2 separate regions of the Homo sapiens genome follow, and region 2 is linked to region 1. Evidence: chromatin contacts called from ENCODE Hi-C or POLR2A ChIA-PET data. All regions are on one chromosome and are shown on one strand. Each heading gives the region's core, a stretch centred on a gene start or an enhancer-like site at or near the end of the contact. The rest is flanking DNA. Distances are from core to core; before and after follow the strand shown. Region 1 overlaps SP7 (Sp7 transcription factor). Region 2 has its middle 13 kb from the start of PTGES3.

Region 1 (2,854 bases), core at 121-2,620:
GGGGAGCGGGGGAGGGAATGGTTTGGGGATGAAACTGTTACACCTGAGATCATCAGGCATTAGTTGGATTCTCATAAAAAGCGGGCAACCTAGGTCCTTCACGTGCGCAGTTCACAACAGAGTTCGCGCTACTATGAGAATCTAATGCCGCTGATCTGACAGGAGGCGGAGCTCAGCTTGCTCAGCTCGTCTCCGGCTGTGCGGTTCCTTTACAGGCCACCGACACGACGGGCCGTGGCGCGACCCCTGCTCTAACCTTTTCCCATAGCCCCATTTAATTTCCTATGTGAGTTCACCGTCACCTGGGAAGTCACAGAAAGCTTGAAGAACATAAGGTATACACTGGGGATGGTTTGGGGAACCTGGCTGGGAAAGCCTCCCTGAGAAGGGGAAGTGGGCAGGTTTGAGGGAGAGGAAGTCGGTGACTGACAGATTAGTGGAGAGCACTGAGGACCCACGATAGTTTCCGTTTGTACCTTAGTCGTAACACCATCCAAACCCAGATACCCCTAGGAAAAATCACTCCGGCCTGCAACTTGCATCCTTCGATGAAACCTCGATTTTCACCATCAGGTTATAATGATCGGTTAGGTGCCTGCTTCTTACCCTGTAAGGTGAACTGGAGAGAAGGAACAGTGCTGTTCCGCCCGCTGCCCCCGCCCTGGCCTGGCACAAGTACTGTCCCCTCCTCCATACTGCTTATTTAACGTTTGTGGAACGCTTTTCACCATTTGCGGGTTCTAGAAAGGCCCAAGTCCAGGCCCGGCGCGCTCACCCAGTAACTTCACCAGGGGGCGCGGCTGGCCAGGCAACGCAGCGACCGTGACCCACGCCCTATGGGCTCCGAGCGCTTAGCGGGCGGTCTCCGCCGGCCCCTCCCTACGACCTGGGCGGGAACCGAGAGAGCGCGCAGGCCGCTTCTAAAAGGGGCCCCCTACTTTGGGAGTCGTCACCGGAGCCTGGGTGCCCGGAGCTCCGCCCGCTACCCCTTCCCGGGCCCGCTGGAGCCCGGCGTCCCGACCCGGGGCCGGTAACCAGGCGCACATGGCCCGCCCGGCCCTGTTTGTCCTGGCAGCGCGCCGCCGCTATTTGAAGCGGTTTTTATCTCCCAGAAACCAGCAAAACCCCAAGCGGAGTCTAGGGAAGATGAAAGGGGCCGAAGGGTTGGGGAGGGGAGGACCGCGAGGCTGCGGCGGGCGGGAGCTGGCACCGGACAGGCGGAGACCGGGAGGCGAGAGGGCCAGACTCTGGGGGGTCCGGAGGAGCCCGCCCGGCGGGGTTGAGGCGGGATCCCGGGGTTCCACTCCAGGCCGCCGCCTCGCTCAGACCAGCTCCAAGGCGCCCCCCGCCTTTCCTCTGCCCCAGCCCCCTCTCCCGGGTCTCTTCCGTCACAGCCCCCAGCCCACTAAAGAAGTCTTCGGAACTCGGATTTCTTCAAAGCGCCTTTGAAGTCGCGCGCCCAGCCGGAGGGCAGGAGATTTCGCACCTGGGCGGGGGCGGGAGTGGCGTCAGGGTGGGGAGGGGGCTCGTAACCCGAGCCCCCCCAGGATCGCCGGCCCCCTCCCACCCGTAGCAGCCCCTCTTGCGACCCGTGCGGTGGACAGTCCGACGCGGGGCGCAGCTGGGAGTCGGGCCCAGGCCGGGGGGAGCGGCCTGTGAGCCCCCTCAGCCCAGCGGGGTAACCTTGGGGGGCGGGGGCCGCACAAAGCCCTATTGTGGCTCGGGGATGCTGCCACAGAGTGGTTTTTGTTCTTCGGCTAACTCCGTGGCGGGCACGACTGATTGCAGACCCAGGGCAGGGGGCGGGTTACGTGCCAGGCCCAGTCTGCCCGCCGGGAGCCGCACCACCGCCCGACTGGGGCCGCGCAGGAGTCCGCACTGCAACCGCGGTGCCCGCGCTCGGGTCGCGTCACTGCCCTGACCAGGGTCAGTTGGTGCAGTCCAGAAAGGGCCAGGGTAGAAACCAGTGAGTCTTCCCAACTCTGCAGAAAGCACTGCACGCCCAAAAACTGAACACCGCTGGAGGATTTGACCGAGAAACAATTTTGTTTTGTGTTTTGTTTTGAGACGGAGTCTCGCTCTGCAGCCCACGCTGGAGTGCAGTGGCGCGATCTCAGCTCACTGCAACCTCCACCTCCCAGGTTCCACGATTCTTCTGCCTCAGCCTCCCAAGCAGCTGGGATTACAGGCACCTGCCATCACGCCCGGCTGATTTTTGTATTTTTTAGTACAGACAGGGTTTCATCATGTTAGCGAGGATGGTCTCGAACTCCTGACCTCAGGTGATCCGCCCTTCTGGGCTTCCCGAAGTGCTGGGATTACATGTGTGAGCCACCACGCCCGGCCGATAAACTATTTTACCGCGAGCATAGGTGAGCAAACGTGCACAATAGAATATTCGCCCATGAGTAGTCCCCAATTTGCTAAGGAAAAAAAACCATTGGCCCTCGCTTCACCCTTCCTCTTCTCCTTTTCTCACCAGGACAAAATTTCAAATCCAACTTTTATTTATTAAATTAAAAAAAAAAGACTCCACAAAGGGCATGATCCCTTCCATTCCACAATGTTCTCTCCCCAAGCTCCAGCGGCTTTAACCCTTTAACTTGGGGCCTTGAGACAGCAGGGGACAGAAAAGGAGGATCCAACGTTACAGGAAAGGCACGAAGCGGCTTTAAAAGTCACTGGAGGTGGAGATGGGAGCATCCAAAGTCCCAGGGTGGGGGTGCGTGGATGCACCACCAGATCAGCTTGGGGGCCTCTGTCCTCCTAGCTCTTTAAGTTCTTTCTCAGGGCTTCTAGGCACCAGATCTAGCATAGTGCCTTGCACAGAGTAGGCACTCAATACATACTTATT
Region 2 (2,854 bases), core at 158-2,657, 3.4 Mb after region 1:
GCCAACCTCCTATTTCATCCTGTGACATAGAATGCCTGACATCCTGGCAATGCAGCCCAGGAGGTCTAAGCCTCATTTTACCCTGCTCCTATTCAAGATGGAGTTGCTCTGTTTCAAAGGCCTCTGACAGAAGTTTTTGACATAGTTGACCAGCCATTCCTTTTTCTTAAAAAGGCTGTCTTCTGTTTCTTTGTTATTTATTTTTTGAGACAGGGTCTCACTCTGTCACCCAGGATGGAGTGCAGTGGTGCCATCTTGGCTCACTGCAACCTCCACCTCATGGGTTCAAGCGATTCTCCTGCCTGAACCTCCCAAGTAGCTGTGAGTACAGGTGCGCACCGCCACACCTGGCTAATTTTTGTATTTTTAGTAGAGACAGGGTTTCATCATCTTGGCCAAGTTGGTCTCGAACTCCTGGCCTAAGGTGATCCACCTGCCTCGGCCTCCCAAAGTGCTGGGATTACAGAGGTGAGCCACGGCACCCGGCCTTATTTATTTTATCTTTTTGAGACAGGGTTTCACTCTGTCACCTGGGCTGGAGTGCAGTGGCACGATTTCTGCTCACCATAGCCTTGACCTCTGGGCTTGAGTGATCCTCCCGCCCCAGCCTCCCAAGTAGGTGGGACTACAGGCGGGCGCCATCACACCTGGCTAATTTTTTTTTTGAAAAGGAGTTTCGCTCTTGTTGCCCAGGCTGGAGTTCAATGGCCGATCTCGGCTCACTGCAACCTCCGCCTCCCGGGTTCAAGTGATTCTCCTGCCTCAGCCTCCGGAGTAGCTGGGATTACAGGGGCGCACCACCACGCTTGGTAAATCAAGGTCAAAAATTATTCTTTTTTTTTTTTTTTTTTTTGAGATGGAGTCTCGCTGTATTGCCCAGGCTGGAGTGCAGTGGCGCCATCTTGGCTCACTGCAAGCTCCGCCTCCCGGGTTCACGCCATTCTCCTGCCTCAGCCTCCTGAGTAGCTGGGACTACAGGCACCTGCCACCACGCCCGGCTAATTTTTTGTATTTTTAGTAGAGACGGGGTTTCACTGTGTTAGCCAGGATGGTCTGGATCTCCTGACCTCGTGATCCGCCTGCCTCGGCCTCCCAAAGTGCTGGGATTACAGGCGTGAGCCACTGCCCCCCGCCTTTTGTTTTTTTTTTTTTTTTTGAGAGGGAGTTTTGCTTTGTCGCCCAGGCGGGTGTGCAATGACGCGATCTCGGCTTGCTGCAACCTCTGCCTCCCGGCTTCAAGCGATTCTCTTGCCTCAGCCTTCAGAGTAGCTGAGATTACAGGTGCCTGACACCAGGCTCGGCTAATTTTTGTTTTTTTAGTAGAGACAAGGATTCACCATATTGGCCAGGCTGGTCTCAAGCTCCTGACCTCAAGTGATCCGCCCGCCTCAGCCTCCAAAAGTGCTGCTATTACAGGCATGAGCCACCGCGCCGGCCCCAAGTGACTCTCATGGGCTGGAGACACAGGCTATTATGAATTGCTAACCACAGTCTCTTAGTCTCCCTTTTAAATAACAAAAGAGGAAATTTCTTCACTTCCTGACACAACTCTCCATCATACAGTTGGCCAAGAGCAGTTAGAAACTTTCATCCTTAATTTGTGTCCTTTGGGAGTTGCTGCTTTCTTAGAGTCATTAAATGCATGTAGGCAGTGTCTGCTTCATTAAGCCAGATTTATACCAAATGAAAAGGCAGAGAAAGATCTAATTTAATGAATATTTCTTTTTTTTTTTTTTGAGACGGAGTTTCACTCGTCACCCAAGCTGGAGTGTAATTCGTGGTCTCCGGTCACTGCAACCTCCGCCTCCTGGGTTCAAGCGATTCTCCAGCCTCAGCCTTCCAGCCTCAGCCTCCCAAGTAGCTGGGATTACAGGTGCCCGCCACCACACCCAGCTAATATTTGTATTTTTAGTAGAGACAGGGGTTTCACCATGTTGGGCAGGCTGGTCTCGAACCCCTGACCTCAGGTGATCCACCCTCCTTGGCATCCCAAAGTACTGGGATTGTAGGCATGAGCCATCGCACCGGGTCTTAATTAAGATTTCTAAGAACTAGATCAACAAATCAGTGGGACTGTAAAGGCAATTCTTGGGACACAGGTCAGGAAACTCTGTGCTTAATTCAGAAATCAAAAATCCAGCAATCTCACTTCTGGGTGTTAGAACTGTAGAAAATAAAATTTTAGACCGGGCACGGTGGCTCACGCCTGTCATCCCAGGCCGAGGCGGGTGGATCACGAGGTCAGGAGATCGAGACCATCCTGGCCAACATGGTGAAACCCCGTCTTTACTAAAAATACAAAAATTAGCCTGGTGTGGTGGCGTGCGCCTGTAGTCCCAGCTACTCCGGAGGCTGAGACAAGAGAATCACTTGAACCCGAGAGGCAGAGGTTGTGGTGAGCCGAGATTGGGCCATTGAACTCCAGGCTTGGCAACAAGAGCGAAACTCTGTCTAAATAAATAAATAAATAAATAAAAATATAAAATTTTAAGCCCCCCAACTGACTGAATGGATCCCCATTTGGCCAAGAGGACCCCCAAACTCCTGAAAAAGTAGTTCAGGCAATGTGGGGAATGGGAGGCATTGAATATGCCTCATTATACTCTCTTCCCTTTGGAGTTCTGGCACAACTGACCAGCATTAACATTAAAACAGAGATCTTGGCTGGGCACTATGGCTCATGCTTGTAATCCCAGCACTTTGGGAGGCCGAGTCAGGTGGATCACCTGAGGTCAGGAGTTCGAGACCAGCCTGGCCAACATGATGAAACCCCGTCTCTACTAAAAATACAAAAAAATACAAAAAAATAAAATAAAAATTAGCTGGGTGTGGTAGTGCATGTCTGTAATCCCAG

Evidence for each region. Hi-C counts contacts between places; a loop is a spot of excess contacts on that map. ChIA-PET counts read pairs that join two places held with the same protein, here RNA polymerase II (POLR2A).
Region 2: a map of posterior vena cava shows a loop between it and region 1 (22-fold over the local background). The contact joins two enhancer-like sites. A Hi-C loop is called at or near these places in 1 of 168 maps with a recorded cell type or tissue (posterior vena cava). POLR2A ChIA-PET finds 5 or more read pairs at or near these places in 1 of 52 experiments (activated CD4-positive, alpha-beta T cell).

What each region holds. Positions count from the first base shown.
Region 1 is chr12:53,324,086-53,326,939 of GRCh38, forward strand. It overlaps SP7 (Sp7 transcription factor), which reads right to left. Exons shown (of 3, transcript NM_001173467.3): 3 at 2,490-2,854. Among named protein-coding and RNA genes, the nearest start is that of AAAS, 3.9 kb to the left of the region's middle. RefSeq lists an enhancer at 1-437 and a silencer at 751-1,250. Within about 2 kb of position 1,371, at least 19 of the 41 ENCODE cell types and tissues checked have a DNase peak (open chromatin) inside an H3K27ac peak, as active enhancers do.
Region 2 is chr12:56,699,429-56,702,282 of GRCh38, forward strand. No RefSeq gene overlaps it. Among named protein-coding and RNA genes, the nearest start is that of PTGES3, 13 kb to the left of the region's middle. RefSeq lists silencers at 1,327-1,481, 1,430-1,489. Within about 2 kb of position 1,408, at least 6 of the 41 ENCODE cell types and tissues checked have a DNase peak (open chromatin) inside an H3K27ac peak, as active enhancers do.